2 separate regions of the Homo sapiens genome follow, and region 1 is linked to region 2. The links are chromatin loops, found by intact Hi-C in ENCODE. Cell type or tissue: heart right ventricle. All regions are shown on one strand. Links, peaks and the distances in the headings refer to the core of each region. The heading gives the core; the rest is flanking DNA. Region 1 overlaps KANK1 (KN motif and ankyrin repeat domains 1). Region 2 holds the start of LOC107987042 (phosphatidylinositol 4,5-bisphosphate 5-phosphatase A-like).

What was found. A loop is a pair of places that touch in the nucleus more often than their neighbours do. Peaks named below come from ENCODE experiments on the same cell type or tissue, not always from the same donor. Only the 100,000 strongest peaks of a DNase experiment are listed, where the experiment ranks them.
Region 1: a loop joins it to region 2, with 1.8 times the contacts of the local background. A loop is called at or near these places in 14 of 110 quality-filtered maps.

Annotation. Positions count from the first base shown.
Region 1 is chr9:648,640-661,283 of GRCh38, forward strand. The region is part of intron 1 of KANK1 (KN motif and ankyrin repeat domains 1); the gene reads left to right. It also overlaps the pseudogene EIF1P1. Among named protein-coding and RNA genes, the nearest start is that of KANK1-AS1, 31 kb to the right of the region's middle. In heart right ventricle, for the core only: no CTCF peak of the experiment used is centred there; DNase peaks (open chromatin) are centred at 4,372 and 7,562; H3K27ac peaks cover 8,000 bases.
Region 2 is chr9:700,865-713,508 of GRCh38, forward strand. KANK1 (KN motif and ankyrin repeat domains 1) reads left to right here. Exons shown (of 12, transcript NM_015158.5): 3 at 9,940-12,600. It overlaps LOC107987042 (phosphatidylinositol 4,5-bisphosphate 5-phosphatase A-like), which reads right to left and starts at 9,778. Exons shown (of 1, transcript XM_017015393.3): 1 at 6,044-9,778. The coding sequence starts at 7,461. The coding sequence ends at 6,559. In heart right ventricle, for the core only: no CTCF peak of the experiment used is centred there; a DNase peak (open chromatin) is centred at 6,247; H3K4me3 peaks cover 1,872 bases; H3K27ac peaks cover 5,949 bases.

The sequences.
Region 1 (12,644 bases), core at 2,607-10,606, 52 kb before region 2:
GTAGAGTGTAATAAGTGCGGTTGCAGAATCGCAGGCCAAGGGGAGCTCACGTCTTTGAGCTTCAATTTCTTTATCTGTTGCGGGGGAGAGTATCTCATGAAGCTGTTTTGAAGCTTATCTAAGACAATGCATGTGAAAACACTGTAAAATTATAAAGCTGCGGACATGTCAGTTGTCATGTTTGGTTTAAAATAGAAGCTGGGAGACTCTTTATTCTGAAACCATGTAGATAATCCAGGGATGAGACTCTAGTTAAAGTGAGGAAAACAATGTACTTGCATGTCAATTGCAGTTCCTGGGAGAATGTTTGTATTATTAGGAGACTCTCATTCCAGAAATCATTTTGTTGGCATTTATACTAAGTGGCGATGACACTGAGAACAGCACAGCTTCATCTGACATCTGACGTTATTGTCAGCCTTTCTTAGTACCCATGGTATGTTTTTACTGTATCTCGTGAATAAGATAATATATTAAGTCTCCTGGCATATAAGGATATATGTAAGATACGTGTTGTATAGTTGGTTTCTAGAGTGTCTTCATAGCAGTCTTCCAGTATTTCTATTTATTGCTATTCCCTCTCCACCTCTGTTTCTTTCCCATTAGTTCTTTACAGGTAGGGAGATTATATGTCCCAGTTTGCCTGTCCTGGTTTATGTCTCTTGTCCCTACATCCCATCTACTTAACATTTTAACACCCTCGAAAGCGTCCCAATTTGGACCTCACCTTATCTGGTCACCCTGGCTCAAAGCATAGAAGAAAATTAAATGAAGAGCCAGCAAATTAGTGAAATTGTACAGATGTGTGATAACTGACTTCAGTCACTGAGCTGAGCTGATTTACAGAGTGTGGATTTGGTCCAGTAATATCTTGGAATGCAGCTTACAGATGTAAGTAAGTAGTGCCTGATTATAGCTACACACTATAGCAGGTTTCCTAATGAGCTGTTAAAACGAAAGCATGTGTTTGTTCACTGTGGCACAGAACAGTAGCTTTGACACTTCAGTAGTTTTCACCATAGCATGGCTTGTTGGGGCTTGAAGACTGGCATTCCTTCTTAAAGGCCCATCAAGGTTTTCATTCACTGTGAGCTATGTGTTAAGCTGGTACTGATCTCGTTTTTGACCATCATTCACCCATGGCAGCCAACCAGGGAGGTGTAAAATGCTTTTGTCCCCCTGCCCACATATGCACCTCCTTTGGTGTGACCCATGGGATGACAGTTGCGATGCAGCTTGAAAGGATGGCTCTACATTGCAGCTTCTCTGCGTCATCCCCGTTGCCCTTTTAGAATGAGAAAAGAGGATTGAAAGGTTCAAAAGCCTAGAGAGAAAATTCTGCAGTCCTGTGTTTTTCTGAGCAGAGGGAAAGGTGCTACTTCGTAAGACTGCTTGCAATCCCCAATATAATAGAATAAAACTGTCCCTACTGCCAGCATTAATATGAAATTTGTATAAAGGTGGAGGGATTACTTTACTGTTTTATTAATATGCAATCCCAATATTTTCATTGCAGGGCAGCTTGCAAATTCATTGCAAATTATGCTGAGTTAAAATCAAATACATAAATCTACCTTTCTCTGTTGGCAGCTGTATTGGAGTTTGGGATTGGCCTCTGTGCTTATTAGAGCCAAAGAATGTATATTATTTAATTCTTGCAAAGTGAAAGTAAAAGATCAGGAAATAAAGACAAATCAGGGGAATGGAACATTTTTAGTGCGATTCCTCTTTTACTCTCCAGCAAGGGAAAGTGGCTTAAAGATCTCTGTTAAAACAGTGCTTCTCACACTTTAATGTGAGACTCTTGTTATGTAGATTCTTACTCCTGGGTCTAGGATGGGGGCCTAAGATTCTGCATTTCTAACTAGCTGTAGAGCATGCTGGTGCTGCTGGACCACAGGCCATGACTTGAGTAGCAGGTTGTCAGGAAGTGTGTGCTTCAGTGGGCTGTGACTCTGCATATCCCTGTTGTGAAATATGCAGATGAGAGTGGCACACACCAGACCCTCAACTGGCAGGAGGAGCTGTGTTTTAGCTAGAGGTTAGGGTGAGAGGGACCACCCAGACTTGTAAAGCTTAAGTATTGTCCCCGGTCTCTTTACCAGTCTTAAGGTATCCCTAACAGAGGCCCAATGTTCCTGCTAATGAAATGAATAAAGAAATGTTGCAGTCCATGGATTTGTAATTCCAGTAACGGCTTATTTTACATCTATTAAAGGCTACAAGGAAAGAAGTGGAGGGAAGGGCTGGAAGACTAAGAAAATAGGAAATGAGAAGAAATGCACAAAGGAGAGTTGCATTTCCTCCTGCTTCTGTCAAAGGAAAAAAAGATGTTATGTGCCTTCTCTTTCCACCTCTAAATAAAGCAACAGGGCCACCACTAACTAGTTTGTGTGACTATATTCTGGCTATTTAACCTCTGCTATTTCACAAAAAGTCCTCATCTGTGAAAGGAGGAATTTGGAATCGGGACAGTTTTCGGAACCCCTTCAATTGTTAAAGCATAGCGACTAAGAATTTTATGGTCATACAACACTAAAAATCATACATATGTCCTTAGGAATGGGGTTTTATTTCTGTAAGAGCACCTCCAAAACAAGTGGTGTGTTAATACATGTGCATTTTATATTTTTCTTTATATTCTTTGTTCTCTTCCTTTTAAGAAAATCTAGTTTGTTTCATTGCTTCAAAATTCCTGAAAAATTTTCTGTCTTTTTATATAATACAGAGTTGGCTGTGTTAATTTCTGCTTCCATCATACTAATTTAGGAAACGTGGCCTAACAGTGGCAGGAATAGCTAGAACTTTCTTCTGTGACTTACTGGCATTTTCCCTAAGCATCTGCATGTGTTGGGTGTATGTGTAAGTACCATGCATTGGATACATCCTCTGTTGAAAGGATAAAGGAATGCTTGTTCGTTCCACAAGTTACCTTGGCTCCAACTCTGTTCCATACTCAGCCTGTTCTCTCAACACAATGATGTCTTCAGTCTTAGGACAGAAGTCTGGAGTTCATTCACATCTCTATTTTGATTAATTGTTTTACACATCAGGCTCCATATAATGTAGTGGATAATGAAATGCTCTAAGTGAGTTAGGGATTTTCAGTTCTTAGACTTGTGGATGAGAGAATTTCAAAAATTATCTACAAATTTACCAACATAGATAATGTTTGTATGATATACAGAGGTTGAGTTTTATAAAATATAAATTGCTCTGAGCCAGAAATGAAAAATAAATGTAGAATCCCATGATAAAAAACTAAAGTTGCTATATTAAAATTAATAGTATACTGGGATTTTTGAAACATTGTTTTGAGGATGTGTTTACTATGTTCAAAGCAATAAATTTAGGAATGGAATCTAGTTTCATTAGCCCTGCTATAACATTTTGGAGAGAATATAAATTAATACCTGCTTTTTGAAGGACAACCTGACATTATCCATTAGAATGTGTAGGCCCTATTTTCTTCATCTCACAGATTCATTTCTTGTAATTTACCCATTTATAATTAATTATTGCAAATATGTGTTTGGAATTATTGGACAGGTACAGAAAGCTATATGTAGAAGTACATTCATCAGAGTGTTTGCAGTGTGGGCCAGGTGCGACGGTTTACTCCTGTAATCCCAGCACTTTGGGAGGCTAAGGCGGGTGGATCATCTGAGGTCAGGAGTTCGAGACCAGCCTGGCCAACATGGTGAAACCCCGTATCTACTAAAAATACAAAAAAATTAGCCAGACATAGTGGTCTGCACCTGTAATCCCAGCTACTCAGGAGGCTGAGGCAAGAGAATCACTTGAATCTGGTAGGCAGAGTTTGCAGTGAGCCGAGATCGTGCCATTGCACTCCAGCCTGGGCGACAAGAGCGAAACTGTGTCTCAAAAGTAAAATAAAGTGTTTGCAGTGTGAAGAAACAATCTAAATATTCAACAATAAAGGAAGGTCAAATGAGACAAAGATGAAAGGGGAATACTATGCAGCCATAAAAGAGAGATGTGGTTGTTATCTTAGGAAGATGACTATAATATGAAGTTAAAAGTTACAAAGGAACATTTGGGAAGAATGTATAGGTACATACATGCTTATAAAACCACAAGAAAGAACTGGGAAGCAATACACCAAAGCGTTGATAGTAGTAGAATTACGGCTGATTTTTTACTTTCTCTGTCATGCATTTCTTTATTGTTGAATATTTAGTACTAGTACATGGAGAGGGAATAGAAAACTTAATTTGGAAGGGATGGGGAAAAAGTAGCCACCCTGGGAGCTGAGTTAGAGGAGAACACAGAGCCCAGGTGTTTCAGCATCTGTTCCGGCGTTGGCGGTGGGAATTCTCTGAATAGTCCTCACTGTGCCAGAGAAGCTTTCTGCGCACAGCTGGGTCCTGTGAGGCAAGACCTGTGTCCTGCTGACTCATACACAGCATCCCATATGGCCTTAACTTTATTTAGCAACGTCAGCTCAAGGAAGCCTTGTGTTCCCTTTGGGCCCAGGATTTAGAAGAGCATAATCATAGAATGTCTGTCAGGCCTGGAAGTGTCATTAGGGCTGTCCTAGTCTGGACATGAAGAGTCTGAGGCCCAGAGCATTTAAGTAACGTTCCCAGAGTCCCAGAGGTAGTTCGAGGCCAACTGGAAATGAAAATGCGGTTCCCAGGCTCGTGGTCTCTCTAGTGCTACTACTTTGCTTGTCTCCAAGCTCTGCTCTGGTGGATGAGTCTCCAGTTCTCACAAGCAGTTTTTAAGGCCAGAGCAAAAGGTTTCCAGGTAAGAGAATTTTTTTTGTCATATAAGAGAAGATTAAATTAATAGGACTTTTGTTCAGATCTGCATTCAGTGAGATACATGGAAATTCAGAGGTTATTGACTTTCCTTGGGTCTGGCCTCTTTTGGATATTTAATAAAGGCTGCAAAACCTTTCCCTTGAACGATGCAAGTTTGCTGAAAACCACAAAACTTTGCATTTGATTTCGGAGGTTTCAAGAGCCCTGTAAAGCCTGTCCCTGGGTTCTGAATGTCCTTTGTCTTGTGCTCCCCTGTTTTCAAGCAGTTCTTTTGCATTTGGAGGTAACAGAACTGTGATCTGGTTTGGTTTTCATACCTTTGTTGCAGATATGTTTTCTTCAAATAAAAAAGAAGGAGAGGATAGCAACTAGGAAGATGAACAAGCCTCATCACATTGGATACTTAGTGTTGTCTTTGTGTTTACAGTTGCTGTTAGATTGTCATTCCAATAAAAGTAAAATTATGTAATACTTTTTAAAGCTCCCATCACACTAGCACAACTGCTTTCATTTTTTGCAGAGTGTGCCACCCTGTTCCTTTCCACATGGATACTTCCTGGTTACAGCCAAAGACTGTTCATTATGCCCTTTCATGCTTCCACATGAAAGACACAAACTGAGGCTGAAATTGAGTGGCTTCTTACCAGAAATTAGGTATTTGAATAAGAGCAGATCGTTTTTACTTAAAAGATGTAAGTTTTGAAAATGACCACATGCAGCAGTTAACACACTGATGACTGGACTTACCTGAAGAGTCTCTGATTCAGTAGCCCGTTGTGGGGCCCAAGCATTTCTAATAAGTCCTCAGGTGATGCTGACATCACTGGTCCACGGCCAGACTTTGAGAAACAGTGGCCCAGAGAATAACAGTCTTAGAAGGCAGGGTGTTTTCCAAATTTTGCTGAAGACAAGAATCAGTTGAGAATGTTTGTTAGAAATGTAAATTTTAACACCATGTCAGACTCACTGAATCAAAATCTCTGGGAGAATCTTGGAATAGTATATTACCAGATCTGGAGGAACTACTATTCTCTTGCTATCAGGTAAGCCCCATAGAGTGTCACTTGTTTGCAAACCACTCACAGGACAATAGAATTTTTTTTTTCAAACACTAACTCAACCAGAAGGGACAATGTAATATATTTACCACTCAATCGTTTCTCATCCATTGTCTGCTTTGACCCTATGAGCCCATGAGCACCTAGCAGCATCCACATTTTTAAATGAATTTTAAGTCACCCTTCTAAGACATAAATATTTTTGTTTCAGGTACCAATATATTGTTTGAAAGAGATACCAGAATACCTGCTTTCTGAGAATTTCCTCAAGTTTTACTGAGTTCCTTTTTAATAAGCATAGTCACAATATGCATTTGTGTGTGTGTGTGTGAGAGAGAGAGAGAGAGAGAGAGAGAGAGAGAGATAAAGGGAGGAAGGAAAAAGAAATGTGGTTTTCTGCCAAGTTCAAGTTCCCTAGTGATGGTGATGCTGCTGATCTCGGAACACGTTTTGAGAACCACTGGAATAGACCAATAACTCTCAAATGTAGCAGTTGGAATCTCCTGGAGGAGCTTTGAAATATACTTCTGCTCAGGTCTCACCCCCAGAGATTAGTTCAATTGGTCTTTGATGAGACCTAGACAGTAATTCTAATAATCATCCAGCCGGGCGTGGTAGCTCACGCCTGTAACCCCAGCACTCTAGGAGGCCAAGGCGAGTGGATCACCTGCGGTCAGGAGCTCGGGACCAGCCTGGCTAACGTGGTGAAACCTCGTCTCTACTAAAAATACAAGAAATTAGTCGGGCATGATGGCACACGCTTGTAATCCCAGCTACTCGGGAGGCTGAGGCAGGAGAATCGCTTGAACCCGGGAGGCAGAGGTTGCGGTGAGTGGAGATCACTCCATTGCACTCCAGCCTGGGAAACAAGAGCAAAATTCTGTCTAAAAAAAAAAAAAAAAAAAAATCCAAGATTGTGAACCATTACTGTAGGTTGCTCCAGATAAAAGGTAATGGGTTAGGAAGCTTAAGACTTGATGAGGAAAAATAAAGGTTAAACCAGTGCTCCTTCCACTTCAGTGTGCATACAAATCACCTGGGGGTCTTGCTGGAATGCAGATTGATTCTGTAGGTCTAGGGTAGGGCCCAAAATGCTGCTTTTTTAAATCAAGTCAGGCAGATGCTGCTAAGATTGCCCAGGGGTCTACACTTTGAGTAGTGAGGTGGTTAGAAAGTGTTGACCTATGTAAGTGCTTATCAACACACAGTTTTTATATATTTTTACGTAGTATAGAACAAATAAAAGCAATGTCATTGAGATTTCAGATACCTTAGAAACAATAAATATTTTGCCATTAATGACTATTTCCCTTCCCTTGATGGCTAAAACGTTTTGTTTTTGCTTCTCCCTACCTGCTTACTCAGAGTTTCAATCAAATGTTTGTAAATTAATTTTGCTTTAGTATGACACATGTAGTAACAGGCCTTTCCCCTTTGTAACTGAGTCCCAGGATTCACGGAGTTTGAGGATCTTGCCTTCTGGCTTCCTCCTTGCCTCAGACCCTGCCCTTTAGGGGTTACTGCCCTAAGAGGCTGAAAGTTTAGTAATGCCCCAGAGCCTCGTTGCAGGAGCTAGTCACTTTTGGCACTTTCTTGCTGTCAGACCGCAGGCTCTGGGAGCCAGTCTTCTTGGGACATGGCTTCATCCTGTGTCTCTGGCTTGAGCCCAACCTTTCAGGCCTGGGTTAGGGGTGAAGCCTTTTATCTGGCAGGTCCCACAGTCTGGCGCCTTTCCCAGCGTGGTGGAGTTGAGACCTTGCTGTCAGAGCCTGTTCAGAAGGAGAGAGGGAGAGACAAGACCTTCGCGTGAGGAGGAAAGAGTTTAAGTCCCGTCTGTGGAATCTGTTTCCCCTGGCTTGTTGAATTTTCTCAGCTGAACATGGCAGAAGTGGTTGATATTTGAATTAGAGGCTATGAAAGTGTCCTTGGGAAATGGGTGGGGCTGAGCCAGTGGTCTTCCCTTTTGCCTCTACCTCATGCTGACCAGGGGACAAGGCTCTGTCTCCTGGGTGTGGCCTGTCATTGGTCAGTCTGTGACCATACTGCTATTCTCCAAGGCATTCCTCAACAGAATGGGATCAGGCTTTTTCAGTCATTTCCCATTTTTAAAGGACATCTCCATGGCAGATGCCCCTACTCCCTCCCGGTGCCTGAATATTTGCCTGTCTAGCGTGGGTAGGTGAACGTCAGCAGAACTCTTGAAGAATCACTAAAGGGATGTGCTTGTCCTAGCAGGAGAGCCTGTGACAATAAAAAAGCAGAGAATGTTCTGAGTCTCCTGTATTAAAAAGGGAAAAGCTTAAGTGAGGTTTATTTCCACTAAAGGATAGCAACATAAGGCAGCTTGACCTTTAGTGTGACTGGAGCACCGTAAATGCTACTTCTACTTTTTTCCTTTTTTTTTATTGTGGTGAAAAACACATAGCATAGATTTGCCCTCTGAATGTTTAAGTGTACACTTCATTATTGTTAACTGTATGCACAATGCCATGACAGATCTCTAGAACTTTTCCATTTCACATGACTAAAATGCTGTGCTCATCAAACAACTCTGTTTCCCCCTGTGCCAGCCGCTGGCACCAACCTTTCTACTTTCTGTTTCTATGACTTTAATTACATGTATGTGTCATAGAAATTTGGCTTTTTGTGATTGGCTTATTTCACTTAGCATAGTGTCTTCAAGTTTCCATTCTATTCATGTTGTAGCATGTGATAGAATTTCCTTTTTTGTAGGCTAGATAATAGTCCATTGTATGCATATACCACATTTTCCTTAGGCATTCATCTGTTAATGGACTTTTAGGTTGCTTCTGCATGTTGGTCATTGTGAATAATTCTGTAGTGAACATGGGGATGCAAATGTCTCTTCGAGTTCCTGTTTTTAGTTCTTTTGGGCATATACCCAGAAGTAGGGTTCTTGAATCTCATGGTAGTTCTATTTCTTATTTTTTTGAGGAACCTCTATACTGTTTTCTGTAGCAGCTGCACCATTTTACAGTTTCACCAACAACTCTCACCAATGTAGGGTTCCAGTTTCTCTACATGCTACCGATGCTTTGTTTTTTTGTTGTTGTTTGTTCTTGTTTTTTTTTAATAGTGGCCATCCTAATGAGTATGAGGTGATACTGTGGTTTTGATTTGGTTCTGCCTTTTTAAACTCCAAATTCAGTCTCTGGTTACAGCTTTTCCCATAACCATTTTCAGGTGAGGTGCGTATGCTGCGTTGGTAACATAAATTTAACATTGTGAGAGCTTTTATCAGGCAGCAAATTGTAAAGCCCCTTCTAGGTCAGACAGTTGACCTCTGTAAAGCTTAAGTTAGGAACTTTTATGTTCTTAATAAAACACAAGAAAATATGGGAAATTTCCATTTGGCATGAGCCTTTCTGTTTTCTTGGTGGTGGTGGTGTGGGGGTGGTATAGGCTCTCCCTAAATTGCCCAGGCTGGAATGCAGTGGCTCTTCACAGGTGCAATCATAGCTCACTACAGCCTCGAACTCCTGTCTCAGCCTCACAAGTACTGGGACTACAGGCATGAACCACCATACCCAGTTCCATTCTGCTTTAAACAGTGGAAAAAATACATGTATTTTTTAAATGGAAGGGTTGGTTATATCTTCAATGTGAAATCCTCTATGTGAAATCTAAATAAACTATTCCTGGAATGTCCAGTGTCCTTTCCCCGTGATGATAAACAAAGCCCAGAGCTGCCTCTCTTTAAAGATAGTAAGAAGCCTATGCATAAACAAAACACTTAAAAATAAGATCATTTATTTTATTTTACTCATCCGCTTAAACCCATCAATGACTTTTAACTTAGAAGAAAACCTAGTCTTCCTACTATGACCAACAGGACTAAGCAAATCTCATAACCTAGCCTCTGCTTACCTCTCACTTCAGCCCAACCTACTCTTTCCCTCTCTTAAAAACTCAGTAGCTGAAATATATGGAGCTCTTTCTGGCCCCGAGCCTCCAGACCTTTTAAAGAAAAAAAAAGATTGTAATTTTGATGAAGACCGCATTGTCAATTTTTATTTCTATGGCTCTTACTTTTGGTATTATGTCTAGACCTCTCTAAGCCCTAGGTCTTAAAGATCTTCTAGGTTTTCTTAAGTTTTATAGTTTTTTTTTTAATTTTAGATTTAAGATTCATTTGGAATTAACTTTTGTATAAGACAGACGGTTAAGAAGATTCATTATTTTGACTATAGATACCAGATTGCTGTAGCACTGTTTGTTGAAAAGACTTTCCTTCCTTTTCTGAAAGAGTTTTTCTTTTCTGAAATGCCTTTGTCAAAAATCGCATAGGCACATCTGTGTGGGTCTATTTCTGGGCTGTATGCTGTTCCTGGGACCATTTTTACCTTCCACCTTTCCCCTAGTTAACTCCTACTTATCCTTCAGGTCTTAGTTTCAATGTTGTTTCCGTGGAAAGACCCTTAAGGACCACCCATTCCTATACATCTGCATACCCTCAACTTCAGTCCTAAGGAAGGGTACCTCTGTTATTCTCACTCAACACCTGTTTTTTTCTCCTTCGTAGCATTTAGCATAATACGTTTATAACTTTTTTTGTTTGTGCACATATAGTTCGTGCCTATAAGCCTCAAAAAGGCAAGAACTGAGTTTATTTTGTTCACCACTGTAGTGCCCAGCACTGTGCCTATTACATGCTGAGTTCTCAGTCAATATTTTTGAATAAATGAGTGAAACAAAGTTAGGCTTCCTGGGGGATGTTTTCTAAATCCCTAGGTATCATTTTCTTAAAATTAGAGGATATTCTTGGCTCTTGGAGCCTTAGGGCATAATTTTTTTCCCAGTTAACCCATCTTTGAAGATAGGGATTTTGAGAACTTTTGGCCTACCTCAGGGTCACCTAGCGGGTTATCAAAATGCAGATTGCAGGGCCCCAAACCCAGAGTTCCTGCTTCAGTAGGTCTGGGATGGGCCCCAAAATTTGGATTTCTAATAAGTTCCCAGAAAATAATGCTGATGCTGCTGTTCTGGGAACCCACTTTGAGAACTGTATTAGTCTGTTCTTGTACTGCTATGAAGAACTACCTGAGACTGGGTAATTTATAAAGAAAAAAGGCTTAATCGACTCACAGTTCCACAGGCTGTAAAGAAGCATGGCTGGGAAGCGTCAGGAAACTTACAGTCATGGTGGATGGCGAAGGGGAAGGTGGCACGTCCTATGTGGTGGGAGCAGGAGAAAAAGAGGGAAGAAGGTAATGCTATGCACTTTCAAACAACCAGTTCTCGGGGGAAGTCCGCCCCCATGATCTAATCACTTCCCACCAGGCCCCTCTTCCAGCACGGAGGATTATAACTCATAAGATTTGGGTGGGGACACAAATCCAAACCGTATCAAGCACTAGTGTTTTAACGTTAAGAATCTGAAGAGGCCCGAGTCACTGAGCCGCCACTGCCAAGGACTCATCTCCCCCTTCTCCCGCCACCGCCCGCTTTTGCAGCCATTTCCACTGAGGAAAAACAATCGTATGTCCACAGTCCAGAACCTCCACTCTTTCCACCCCTTTGCTGATACAAGTAAGGGTGATACCTGTCCTGCTGGCACTGAGGATTATATCCATATAAGAATTCATCCAACAGAGAAATGGCAGGAAGACCCTTACTACTGTCCAAGGGACTGCTGATGATTATGATAAAAAGAAACCAATGAAGGCATTTAAAAAGAAATTTGCCTGCAATGATACTGTAATTGAGCATCCAGAATATGGAGGTCATTCAGCTACAGGGTGACCAGCACAAGAACATGTGCCAGTTCCTCTTAGAGATTGGAATGGCTAAGGACAACCAGCTAAATGTTCATGGGTTTTAACTGCTGTGGCTCGCTGAAGCTTGAATGAGGTTTTCCTTGCAATGAGTAGAATTTCCTTTCTGTCCCTTGTCACAAGTTTAAAAACCTCACAGCTTTGTATAATGTAACCATTTGTGGTCTGCTTTTAACTTGACCTAGTGTAATTCCTTCATGCAGTAAACTTGAAAGAGCCATGCTGTCTAGTCTTGAAGTCCCTCATTTAAACAGAGGTCAAGCAGTAGGCGCCTGGCAGTGTCAAGTCTGAAACAAAGCAATACTGTCATGTTTCAGCCACACCTAGACCCCTAAGATCATAGACAACTACGTCTGGCCAGAAGCTCCTCCGCTCTCCCTCTGCAGAGTTCCCTGCCCTAAGAGACTGTCACCACCCGAACAATCCTCGGTGAATCTAAGAGGAGAGGATGGGGTAAGGCAGCAACAGCAACTCTACCACTGGAAGGGAGCCTTTGGTGGTCAAAGAAAGATCCCCTGGTGTCTATAACCTGACCAGGTGCAGAGTTTTAGAGAGGCCCCCTTCCCAATAGCGAGGTGATAGGACATCTGGCTTGCCACAAAGGTCTTTTTGACCAGACATGCCCTAGCTAAGGGATGTCCAAACACCAGAATGTGAGACCAACCTTCCATCAAAGTTAAACCTTTGACAAGGGAACAAATCTCAAAACTGATGTACCAGTCATGTAGCTAGCTGTAGAGCTTGCAACTTAATGGCAACAGCTGTCCAATTTCATGGAAAGTAACCAACTGGTTTTGAGGTTTGTTTGTTTTTTTCCCCTCCAGTTTTAATGTTATGTGTAATGTATTTAAACCCCTTTTTTAAATTTAAGTTCTAGGGTACATGTGCACAACATGCAGGCTTGTTACGTATGCATACATGTGCCATGTTGGTGTGCTGTACCCATTAGCTCGTCATTTACATTAGGTATTTCTCTTAATGCTATCCCTCCTCTCTTCCCCCTC
Region 2 (12,644 bases), core at 2,093-10,092:
GAAATCAGAACAAAGAAGTCAGTGTGTCCTAATTAATAGATAAAGTAATAATATCAAAGTCTCCTCCGTTTTAAAGTCCACAGGACACATTATTTCACCCCAGTGCTTTTTGCTCATATTAAAGAATGGCTCATTGTGGTAGAGTATGTAGAAAGTATTGAATGCTTTTCTTTACTCAAAAGTGGCATTTTTTATCACTTGAGCACTTGAGCGTAGTGTTATTGGCCCCAATAGGAAATGAAAGACTTGAAGACTACAGATTTTTTTTTGAAATGGAGTTTCACTCTTGCCCAGGCTGGAGTGCAATGTCATGATCTTGGCTCACCACAACCTCTGCCTCACAGGTTCAAGCAATTTTCCTGCCTCAGCCTCGCAAGTACCTGGGATTACAGGCATGCACCACCATGCTGGGCTAATTTTGTATTTTTAGTAGAGGTGGGGTTTCTCCATGTTGGTCTCGAACTCCCCACCTCAGGTGATCCAGCCGCCTTGGCCTCCCAAAGTGCTGGGATTACAGGCATGAGCCTCCGCGCCCAATGGAAGAATACAGATTATATGGCCAAAATTTCAGTTGCTATCTGTGAATTTTTATTCTTCTCGCTGTCCCCAGCACAGGCTTTCTCAGCCTCAGCGCTACTGACATTATGAGCTAGATAATTCTTTGTTGGGGGAAGGAGGGCCTGTCTTGTGCATGGCAAAATGTGTGCAGCAGCTCTGGCCTCTACACACTAGATTCGGGTAGCACCCCAAGCAGCGACAACAATAAATATCTTCAGGCATTGCCAAATGTCCCTTCGCGGGGGCAAAATCACCTCCATGCCTCGTTTGGTTGGTTTAAAAGAAAAATTACCTCCAGTTGAGAATCACTGCAAGCAGGTTAGTACTCGACTAGTTTCCTGCGATCTAATCTTCTTCCTGGTGAGTACGTTAATTTTTATGTCTTTCAAAACCATGTATTATTTGGACAGCAAGTTTAGTTTCATTAAAAGTTAAAATCATATAGTACTTTATGAATCTAGATGAAATGATTTTTGAAATATCCATAACTCCATTTCACTTTGTTAATGCAGAAGAATTGCAAGCAAATTTCTCACTGTTCTTGAGGCAGTAAATTGGGCCCCTCTCACAGAGCACTAAGTTTTATAGGAGATGAATATATAAATAAGGAGCAGACTTGCCATCAGTTTGTTGATTTCACCTTTTCTCTGAACACAGAGGAATTTGGTCTGAACTTGGAGAGTTTTCTTTAATCGATGCCGTTGCATTGGTGTTTGGTTACCCCAAATTGCAGAGTGTGCAAACTTAGTTGGGAGCGAGAGGGAGGAAATGGACTCTGTGACCCTTGGTGTCTAGGAGTGAGTTGGCTCAGAGATGATGCCAACCTAAGACAACATGGAGCCCAGTGTTAGTTAGCAGGCCATCCACTTACCTTGAGACGCTGGTATAAATTCTGGCAATGCCAGCTGTCATGTAGCTGTTTGCTTCACTTCTGCCTTTAATTACTTTTCTATGCACCCCATCCCCACTAGACTGTGAGCCTTGTGAGAACAGAGACTTTGTCCATTTTGTTCGGTGCCCCCAGCTCCGAGAACAGTGCATGGTAAATAGTAAGTGAAGATCCATAGAAAACTAGAGAGATAGAGAAAGAGAGACAGAGACAGAAAGCAGAAATTAATTCATGTGCCTTTATTATCAATATCAATTATAAATGTAAGTCGAATGTGTGAATAAATGTTTTATTCGGTCTGCACTTCCCACTGGGTATTATAACATTTTAACTGGTCCTATTGAATGTAGCCTCTTTCCCTACGTCAGTCTCACGCACGCACAATTGTCAAGACGATCTTTGTTGATGCCTTTTAGCCCCTAGTTTCAGTGGAAAAACTTGCCCTGCTCCAGGATGTGAGATTGGTGGCCTCTCCTGTACTCATCTTCTTCCCCTTGTCTAACCTTGGCATTCCTTCAGCAGCACCAACAGGTTCTGTCCTGGCTCTTCACCTTTTTACTCTGGTCATTTACCTTGTCTTCAGAACTCATCTCTCGTTAACTCGGTTCTGTTTTGATCACTAGTTTACATACTTTCATACTGCATTGTGTTTTGGTTTTTTGGAGTGGGGGCGGGGTTGTTGTTTTTTGGGGTTTTTTCAGACGGAGTCTCTCTCTGTTGCCCAGGCTGGAATGCGGTGGTGCAATCTCGGTTCACTGTAGCCTCCGCCTCCCAGGTTCAAGCGATTCTCCTGCCTCAGCCTCCCAAGTAGCTGGGTTTACAGGCATGTGCCACCACACCCAGCTAATTTTTGTATTTTCAGTAGAGACAGGGTTTCACCATGTTGGCCAGGCTGGTCTCGAACTCCTGATCTCAAGTGAACTGCCCACCCTGGCCTCCCAAAGTGCTGGGATTACAGGCATGAGTCTCCACTCATGGCCTGCATTGTTGATATATGCCTTTGTCACTGATCTCAATTAGTGTTAAGGGTGTTTGGTAGTCATCTCTCAGCTAGACTATATCTGATTTTATTTCTTAAAAATTTTTCCTCTTACTCCTTCCACTGAATAGGACCATTTTCTGTAGCCAATTAAGCTTTCAATAAATGTTTATATAATGAAAGTAGAGGTGGTGCCAGGAGCAGTCTCCACCACTGGATTTCCAGACATTCAAAAAATTTTTGTAAACACCAGGGACAGCCCTCCAATTCCAGAATATTTAGTTGGAAGCTATTACTCTCAGGATTTCAGTTGCAGATATAGCCAGTGGAATTTTGACTGTGCAAAAGCAGGCATAGTTCTGTTAGTCCAAAAAGGCTTAGTTAAGAGTCTCTTTATAACCCAGGTAGATTTTTTTTTTTAAACTGCTCTTTTTTTTTTGAGACGGAGTCTTGCTCTGTCACCCAGGCTGGAATGCAGTGGCGTGATCTTGACACACTGCAACCTCCACCTCTCTGGTTCAAGCAATTCCCCTGCCTCAGCCTCCTGAATAGCTGGGATTACAGGTGCACACCACCATGCCCAGCTAAATTTTTTGCATTTTTAGTAGAGACCTGGTTTCACCATGTTGGACAGACTGGTCTTGAACTCCTGACCTCAGGCAATCTGCCCACCTCGGCCTCCCAAAGTGCTGGGATTACAGGCGTGAGCCACTGTGCCCGGCCAAAACTGTTGTTTTTATACTTCCTCTTGATCCTGAATTAATAATTTAAGTTTTATTGTAACACTTTTCCAGTTAATAATTTAGCGTCTTTCTCCTTTTTAAGATCTAGTCTTAATTTTTGAGAGGGAAAGGGGGAAGAACTGTAGTACCTGTTAGAATTCAGTGTAACTCCAAGTAAACAAGACCCAAAACAAACGATAGCTAAAACAAAATAGACCTTTATATCTTTTTCACTTAAAAGTATAGAGGTAGGCTTTTTAGAAATGTTATAGTAGCTCTGATCCACAAAGTCCTTTGAGGCCCAAGTTCCTTCTAGTACATCGTTCCTCCACCCCTAGATATGAACTCATGTTTCAAAGTTACACTAGTGTTCTAGTCATCACATCTGCATTCCAGGCAGCAGGATGGAGGAAGGCACAAAGAAGAACATAGGTGAAAGGATTATTTCTGTGTTTCTTAATGGAGGTTCCTGGGGTATACTACATGACACTTCTGCTTACAGACTTTTATTTGCCCCTATTAGTGTGGAAGGAGGGGATAATGCATACTAAAGAACATCAAGCTGTCTTTGCCATGGCCACCCCTATTCATTCACCTCCCAAGTGAACTTTCTCATTTTATTGCAGTCAATTCCATTTGCCTTCCAAACAGAGACTTCTTGTAATATATTTTAAGACAAATGCCCAGGCCAGGTATAGTGGCTTACACCTGTAATTCCAGCATGTTGAGAGGCTGAGGTGGGAGGATTGCTTGAGGCCAGGAGTTCAAGACCAGCCTGAGCAAAATAGCAAGAACTCATCTCTATTAAAAATAATTTTAAAAAATTAAAATTAGCCAGGCGTGGTGCTACATACCTATAGTTCCCAGCTACTCAGGAAGCTGAGGCGGGAGGATCACTTGAGCCCAGGAGATAGAGACTATAGTGAGCCATGATCGCACCACGTCACTCCAGCCTGGGCAACAGAGTCGGACCCTGTCTCAAAAAAAAAAAAAAAAAAAAAAAAAGAGCAATACCCACGTGTTGTAAAAATTATAAAATATAAAGAATAAAAATCATCTATAATTCCACAACCTAAAGATAACAACTGAAACAATATCATGGAAGAAATGTCCTTAACACTAATATTTAACGAACAACTTCTGTCTTCAGAGCATCAAGATGTTTTTCAAAGTTTATTATCTTATTCTGTTGGCCAGGCACAGTGGCTCACAGCTGTAATCCCAGCACTTTGGGAGGCCGAGGCAGGCAGATTACCTGAGGTCAGGAGTTTGAGACCAGCCTGGCCAACATAGTGAAACCCCATCTCTACTAAAAATACAAAAAGTAGCTGGGCGTGGTGGCACACGCCTGTAATCCCAGCTCCTCGGGAGGACGAGGCAGGAGAATCCCTTGAACCAGGGAGGTGGAGGTTGCAGTGAGCCAAGATGGCGCCACTGCACTCTAGCAAGTTTATTATGTTATACTATATATTCAGTTATTTATTCCTTCAGTAAACGTTGTCAGACATCTCCTTTCTTCCCAGCATGTTGATAATTGGTGTGTGGTTGGGAGAGGAAGCAATGAAAAAAAAAATGTATATTTTTTTTGGGGGGGTGGGGGCGGAGATGAAGTTTTGCTCTTGTTGCCCAGGCTGGAGTGCAATGTGTGTGATCTTGGCTCACTGCAACCTTCACCTCCCAGGTTCAAGCGATTCTCCTGCCTCAGCCTCCCAAGTAGCTGGGATTACAGGTGCCCGCCACTATGCTTGGGTAATTTTTTATATTTTTAGTGGAGATGGGGTTTCACCATGTTGGCCAGGTTGGTCTCGAGCTCCTGACCTTCAAGTGATCCACCCTCCTCGGTCTCCCAAAGTGCTGGGATTACAGGCATGAGCCAGCGTGCTCTCCAAAAAAAATTTTTTTTAATTAAGTTTTTTGCTCTCTGGGTGCTTATAGTCTGGTACAAAAGACAAAAAAGTGTTTTCGTCTTGTTAAAGTTGGGAAATAAATCAGGGACTCATAAGTGCCTAATTTATGTTGATGTATGTAAACATACACTAGAAAACAGGATATTAAAAAAATAATGACACCGGGTAGTTTTATTGTAGAATAATTTTTACCATGGACAATTGTTTGTGAAAATGACACCTTGAAAACACATCTTACTTTTTTACTTGCTGGAGAATGAAACTTGAATTACAAGTCCTTTGGGTAGCCTGGTTTGAGCAGTATTAGGAAATAAGCAAGCCTAACTTAGTTAAATTCTAACCTCTTCTGATTCCCAGAAGTCCAAAGTTCATTTGGGGGTAATACAACGTGATACATGCTTTTTGTGATTTCTACAAGGTGAACTAAAGAAATAACTAAAGATGGACCAGTTAGGTTTTGGTAAAAACTGTGATAAGTTTTGTTGTGTTTTAAATACTGATGTTGAGTCAGTTCATCTTTCCTACTGAAAATCCTTAAGTGGGAAAAGTATAGAAAAAGTAGGAGTTACACCAAAATATTAACGCTTGCCACTTGATGGTAGGATCTGAGTGCCCTTTTTTTACGTTCTTTAAATTATCTGTATGTGGCTTTTTTTTTTTTTTAATGTTTTACAAGCATGTACTACTTTCGTATCTGGAAAAAGGTTTGTTTTTCTTTCATTTTTTAAGAAGAACTTTTCATCAGTGGCAAAGGCTCAGTTGAAATTAATGATAAAGGATAACTACTTGCCACGTGTCATAAGCCCAGGGCTGAGAAGAGTCAGGCAGTGCTCTGGAACCAGTGAGTGCTGCCCGGATCCTGAGAACCCGCAGAGAACAGTGGGGCTGATTGTGCCTCTGCACCTCCTCAGGTGACCGAGGGCTGGGCAGGAGGACACAGACTCTTTCATGAAGCAGTGACTAGTATAGGAAAAACAGAGCCTCTCTGTAGAGATGCTTAAAGTGCTAGCTTTATTTAAAAATCAGCTGGCAAAGCGGGAGTGAAGAACACACATTTTCAGAAGATACCGGTTTCCTGTTTTCATTAAGAAAACAGGGAATGCGGAACAGCTGAGTGCGGCGGGGGTGGTGTCACTGCAGCCGGAGGGAGACCTCGCCGGTGAAAGCTCAGCCTATGGCATCCGAGCGTGGCCGGCCAAGTTTACACGAATGTTGAAACTTCTCCTCACGGGGTGAGGATCGAGGGCGCCCGAGGCCGGGTCCGGCTGAGCTGGAGCGAGCTGTGCGGGGCAGCGCGGGCTGGCGGGGAGCGCGGCGGGCGCCACGTGGTAGGTGAGCTGCGAGCGGCGTGGGGCGGCCACCGCTGGCCGAATTCCGGGGGGCCTGGGCGAGGGGGGCCGGCCGGGAAGGTGCGCACTGCTGGGCCGCTTCACTCCACCGCAGGCCTACGGGAGTCCAGCTTAGACCCGCCGGCTCCCACACACACATCCCGGGAGGCCCGGATCAGCCTGCCTGACAGCCAAGCTGCAGCTTCTCTCCTGTTAATGGAGTTTCAGACAGTCCTGGAGACAGGTCTGGCTGCTGCAGCTTCTCTCCTGTTAATGGAGTTTCAGACAGTCCTGGAGACAGGTCTGGCTGCTGCAGCTTCTCTCCTGTTAATGGAGTTTCAGACATTCCTGGAGACAGGTCTGGCTGCTGCAGCTTCTCTCCTGTTAATGGAGTTTCAGACAGTCCTGGAGACAGGTCTGGCTGCTGCAGCTTCTCTCCTGTTAATGGAGTTTCAGACAGTCCTGGAGACAGGTCTGGCTGCTGCAGCTTCTCTCCTGTTAATGGAGTTTCAGACATTCCTGGAGACAGGTCTGGCTGCTGCAGCTTCTCTCCTGTTAATGGAGTTTCAGACAGTCCTGGAGACAGGTCTGGCTGCTGCAGCTTCTCTCCTGTTAATGGAGTTTCAGACAGTCCTGGAGACAGGTCTGGCTGCTGCAGCTTCTCTCCTGTTAATGGAGTTTCAGACAGTCCTGGAGACAGGTCTGGCTGCTGCAGCTTCTCTCCTGTTAATGGAGTTTCAGACATTCCTGGAGACAGGTCTGGCTGCTGCAGCTTCTCTCCTGTTAATGGAGTTTCAGACAGTCCTGGAGACAGGTCTGGCTGCTGCAGCTTCTCTCCTGTTAATGGAGTTTCAGACAGTCCTGGAGACAGGTCTGGCTGCTGCAGCTTCTCTCCTGTTAATGGAATTTCAGACAGTCCTGGAGACAGGTCTGGCTGCTGCAGCTTCTCTCCTGTTAATGGAATTTCAGACAGTCCTGGAGACAGGTCTGGCTGCTGCAGCTTCTCTCCTGTTAATGGAATTTCAGACAGTACTGGAGACAGGTCTGGCTGCATATTTTGAGTGATCACCTTCTCCATGTGGAGATGAAAGTTAAAAGGGAAAGAGAGAAGGACAGCTACGTTCTTTTAACACGAGCACAAGTTTCCAGGCACAGCCCTCCCGACCAGCCCTCCCATTCTTAGGCTAGAGCATGACTGCTGCTGGGCACTTCTTTCACATAGAATTCACTTCCCACACGTGTTAGAATCGAACAGCTAGAGCAATTTAATATTGTTTTAAATTGGGACGTAAGGAATATACGTCCTTTTTATTCCTCTGCTTGGCAATCTTATTTTTGTACTTTCTTTCCAACATTTGGGAAGAAAGCGGGCAGATGGAAGCAGAAGTGTTCTTCACAGCATTCACACTGTCGGGTGTAAATGTTCGGCAGTGCTGGGGGTTGGGAGGGCAGACAGCAACCAGGTTTGCTGGAAGTTACTTCAAACTGGACAGCAGTCAAGTGGGTTTGTATACTCAGGAGAGGGCAGGGAGACTGATGGCTTACATTTTCACTCATTGCTTTTGAGTTCTTTCCATAGCTCTAAAAATGCGCAGCTTATTAGCGTGGCTCTGGGAAAACAACACATGACCTGATCCTACAATTTAAAAAAATAAAAATGACCTTGCTTTTAAGTTTGAAATGCATAGCCCAGGTCAGCGACAAGGTCTGCGCTTTGAAAGGTTCTTGTGTTTCCTCTTTTAAATGTCTGGTTTAGCCTTAAGTAGTATTTACTGAGTGCCACATGATCCAGTGGTTGGAGTATGTAGGTTTTGCCCTTATCTTCATTCTTTGCATCTGTTTGAACTCATGACAATACAAAACAAGGTGTTCCTGGGATAGGGAATGTTTTGTCCAAAAGGAGTCAACACGGAGAAAACTCTTCCTACAGTTAAGACAGGGTTTGGTTTTGTTTTTAAATGAGGAGAGAAACTGAGAAGTGGAAAACACAAAATAGAGTTGAAGTCTTTCCTCTGTGTGCTTCTACTCATGCTGCCAGAGTTAATCACTAAATATCCCATGCCCCAGCTTTCTCAGCCGGGGAGGTGCCAAGGCAAATTGTAAGCCCATGGAGGTAGTCAGGAGCTGAGTGCCCTTGACCTCCATTTAGAAAGGCAGCCCAGTCTGCAAAAGACAGCAGCAGGGACATCTCATCCCAGGCCTCCTGGTTATGCTGCTGACTTTGTCTGTCTGCTACTGACTTTTAGTTTTTTTGTGTGCCTCAGATAACACTTTGAAAAACAGGAATCTTAATGTCTGCTGTCTATATTCCAAGAGACTGTAGATGACCAATGAAATTATCTACTGGACAATGCTTTCATGTCTTTTTTTTTTTTTTTTTTAATTGAGACGGAGTTTTTGCTCTGTTGCCCAGGCTAGAATGCAATGGTGTGACCTCGCCTCACTGCAACCTCCACCTCCTGGATTCAAGCAATTCTCCTGCCTCAGCCTCCCAAGTAACTGGGATTACAGGCGCCTGCCACCATGCCCAGCCAATTTTTTATTTTTAGTAGGGACGAGGTTTTACCACGTGTTGGCCAGGCTGGTCTCAAACTCTTGACCTCAGGTGATCCACCCGCCTTGGCCTCCCAAAGTGCTGGGATTACAGGAGTGAGCACCGTGCCCAGCCTTTCGTGTCTTTTATAATGAATTCTTTTAAAAATATTTAGTAAGGACTTACTATGTGCTTGTCTCTTAATCATTATCTCTGAGTACTGATGGACATAAAGATGGAAAAAGATGGAAATAGTAGACATTTTAGACTACAAAAGTGGGGAAAGAGGGGAGTGAGGGTTGAAAAATTACCTATTGAGTACGGTGTGCACTATTTGGGTGATGTGTACACTAGAAGCTCAAAGCTCATCATTACACAATATATCCTTGTAACAAGCCTGCACATGTACTCCCTGAATCTAACATACAGTTTTAAAAAATAATACAATCATTATCTCATTACATTGTTTTTAAGCCTGTGAGTTAAATATTTGCATCTCCATTTTTACTCAGGGAGAAACTGAAGTTAAGAGAGGTTTATTAACTTGCTTACCCAAGCCGGGCGCAGTGGCTCACGCCTGTAATCCCAGCACTTTGGGAGGCCAGGTTGGGTGGATCACCTAAGGTCAGGAGTTCGAGACCAGCCTGGCCAACATGGTGAAACCCTGTCTCTACTAAAAGTGTAAAAATTAGCCAGGCGTGGTGGTGCACCCCTGTAATCCCAGCAACTCAGGAGGCTGAGGTAGGAGAATTGCTTGATCCCAGGAGACGGAGGCTGCAGTGAACCGAGATCATGCCATTGCAGCTCCAGCCTGGGTGACAGAATGACCTGTCTCAAAAAAAAAAAAAACAAAAAAAAACAAAAAAAACTTGCTTACCCAGCTGTTGTAGATCCAGGTTCAAAACATAGGTGTGTCAACTCTTAAAATCATACCAGCTTGCTGTACTGCAACAAACACAAATATTAGTTTTTACCATTAGGTGTATTGCATGTCATTATAATATTCTTTTCTCCCTCTTCTAGGAAAAGCAGGTGATATTCTCAGTGGAGACCAGGACAAGGAACAGAAAGACCCTTACTTTGTGGAGACCCCCTATGGTTATCAACTAGACTTAGATTTCCTCAAATATGTGGATGACATACAGAAGGGAAATACCATCAAAAGACTGAACATCCAGAAGAGGCGGAAGCCGTCCGTGCCATGCCCAGAACCCAGGACCACATCTGGTCAGCAAGGTATATGGACTTCCACTGAATCCCTCTCATCCTCCAACAGTGATGACAACAAGCAGTGCCCCAACTTCCTCATAGCCAGAAGTCAAGTTACATCAACTCCAATCTCAAAGCCACCTCCCCCTCTGGAGACCTCACTCCCTTTTCTTACCATCCCAGAAAATCGACAGCTGCCACCTCCCTCACCACAACTCCCAAAGCATAACCTTCATGTCACCAAGACACTGATGGAGACCCGGAGAAGACTGGAACAGGAGAGAGCCACCATGCAGATGACACCGGGTGAGTTCAGAAGGCCCAGGCTGGCCAGTTTTGGAGGCATGGGCACCACAAGCTCCCTCCCTTCTTTTGTGGGTTCTGGAAACCACAATCCTGCCAAGCACCAGCTTCAGAATGGATACCAAGGTAATGGGGATTATGGTAGCTATGCCCCAGCTGCTCCCACCACTTCCTCCATGGGGAGCTCCATCCGCCACAGCCCCCTGAGCTCAGGGATCTCCACCCCAGTGACCAACGTGAGCCCCATGCACCTGCAGCACATCCGCGAGCAGATGGCCATTGCTCTGAAACGCCTGAAGGAGCTGGAGGAGCAGGTGCGAACCATCCCTGTGCTCCAGGTAAAGATCTCTGTCTTGCAAGAAGAGAAAAGGCAGTTGGTCTCACAGCTGAAAAACCAAAGGGCTGCATCCCAGATCAATGTCTGTGGTGTGAGGAAGCGGTCCTATAGTGCGGGGAACGCCTCCCAGCTGGAACAGCTCTCCCGGGCCCGAAGAAGTGGCGGGGAATTATACATTGACTATGAGGAGGAAGAAATGGAGACCGTAGAACAGAGCACGCAGAGGATAAAGGAGTTCCGGCAACTTACAGCAGACATGCAAGCCCTGGAGCAGAAGATCCAGGACAGCAGCTGTGAGGCCTCCTCAGAGCTCAGGGAGAATGGAGAGTGCCGGTCTGTGGCTGTGGGTGCCGAGGAGAACATGAACGACATCGTCGTGTACCACAGAGGCTCCAGGTCCTGTAAGGATGCAGCTGTAGGGACACTTGTTGAGATGAGAAATTGTGGGGTCAGCGTGACAGAGGCCATGCTTGGAGTGATGACTGAAGCTGACAAAGAAATTGAGCTGCAACAGCAGACCATAGAATCCTTGAAGGAAAAGATCTATCGCCTAGAAGTACAGCTTAGAGAAACCACCCATGACCGGGAGATGACTAAACTGAAACAAGAGCTGCAGGCTGCTGGATCGAGGAAAAAGGTTGACAAAGCCACGATGGCCCAGCCGCTTGTTTTCAGTAAGGTGGTGGAGGCAGTGGTGCAGACCAGAGACCAAATGGTCGGCAGTCACATGGACCTGGTGGACACGTGTGTTGGGACCTCCGTGGAAACAAACAGTGTAGGCATCTCCTGCCAGCCTGAATGTAAGAATAAAGTCGTAGGGCCTGAGCTGCCTATGAATTGGTGGATTGTTAAGGAGAGGGTGGAAATGCATGACCGATGTGCTGGGAGGTCTGTGGAAATGTGTGACAAGAGTGTGAGTGTGGAAGTCAGCGTCTGCGAAACAGGCAGCAACACAGAGGAGTCTGTGAACGACCTCACACTCCTCAAGACAAACTTGAATCTCAAAGAAGTGCGGTCTATCGGTTGTGGAGATTGTTCTGTTGACGTGACCGTCTGCTCTCCAAAGGAGTGCGCCTCCCGGGGCGTGAACACTGAGGCTGTTAGCCAGGTGGAAGCTGCCGTCATGGCAGTGCCTCGTACTGCAGACCAGGACACTAGCACAGATTTGGAACAGGTGCACCAGTTCACCAACACCGAGACGGCCACCCTCATAGAGTCCTGCACCAACACTTGTCTAAGCACTTTGGACAAGCAGACCAGCACCCAGACTGTGGAGACGCGGACAGTAGCTGTAGGAGAAGGCCGTGTCAAGGACATCAACTCCTCCACCAAGACGCGGTCCATTGGTGTTGGAACGTTGCTTTCTGGCCATTCTGGGTTTGACAGGCCATCAGCTGTGAAGACCAAAGAGTCAGGTGTGGGGCAGATAAATATTAACGACAACTATCTGGTTGGTCTCAAAATGAGGACTATAGCTTGTGGGCCACCACAGTTGACTGTGGGGCTGACAGCCAGCAGAAGGAGCGTGGGGGTTGGGGATGACCCTGTAGGGGAATCTCTGGAGAACCCCCAGCCTCAAGCTCCACTTGGAATGATGACTGGCCTGGATCACTACATTGAGCGTATCCAGAAGCTGCTGGCAGAACAGCAGACACTGCTGGCTGAGAACTACAGTGAACTGGCAGAAGCTTTCGGGGAACCTCACTCACAGATGGGCTCCCTCAACTCTCAGCTCATCAGCACCCTGTCGTCTATCAACTCTGTCATGAAATCTGCAAGCACTGAAGAGCTGAGGAACCCTGACTTCCAGAAAACCAGTCTGGGTAAAATCACAGGTAGGTGGTACCCTGAGGACCTGGGAATGAGGAAGGATGGGGGA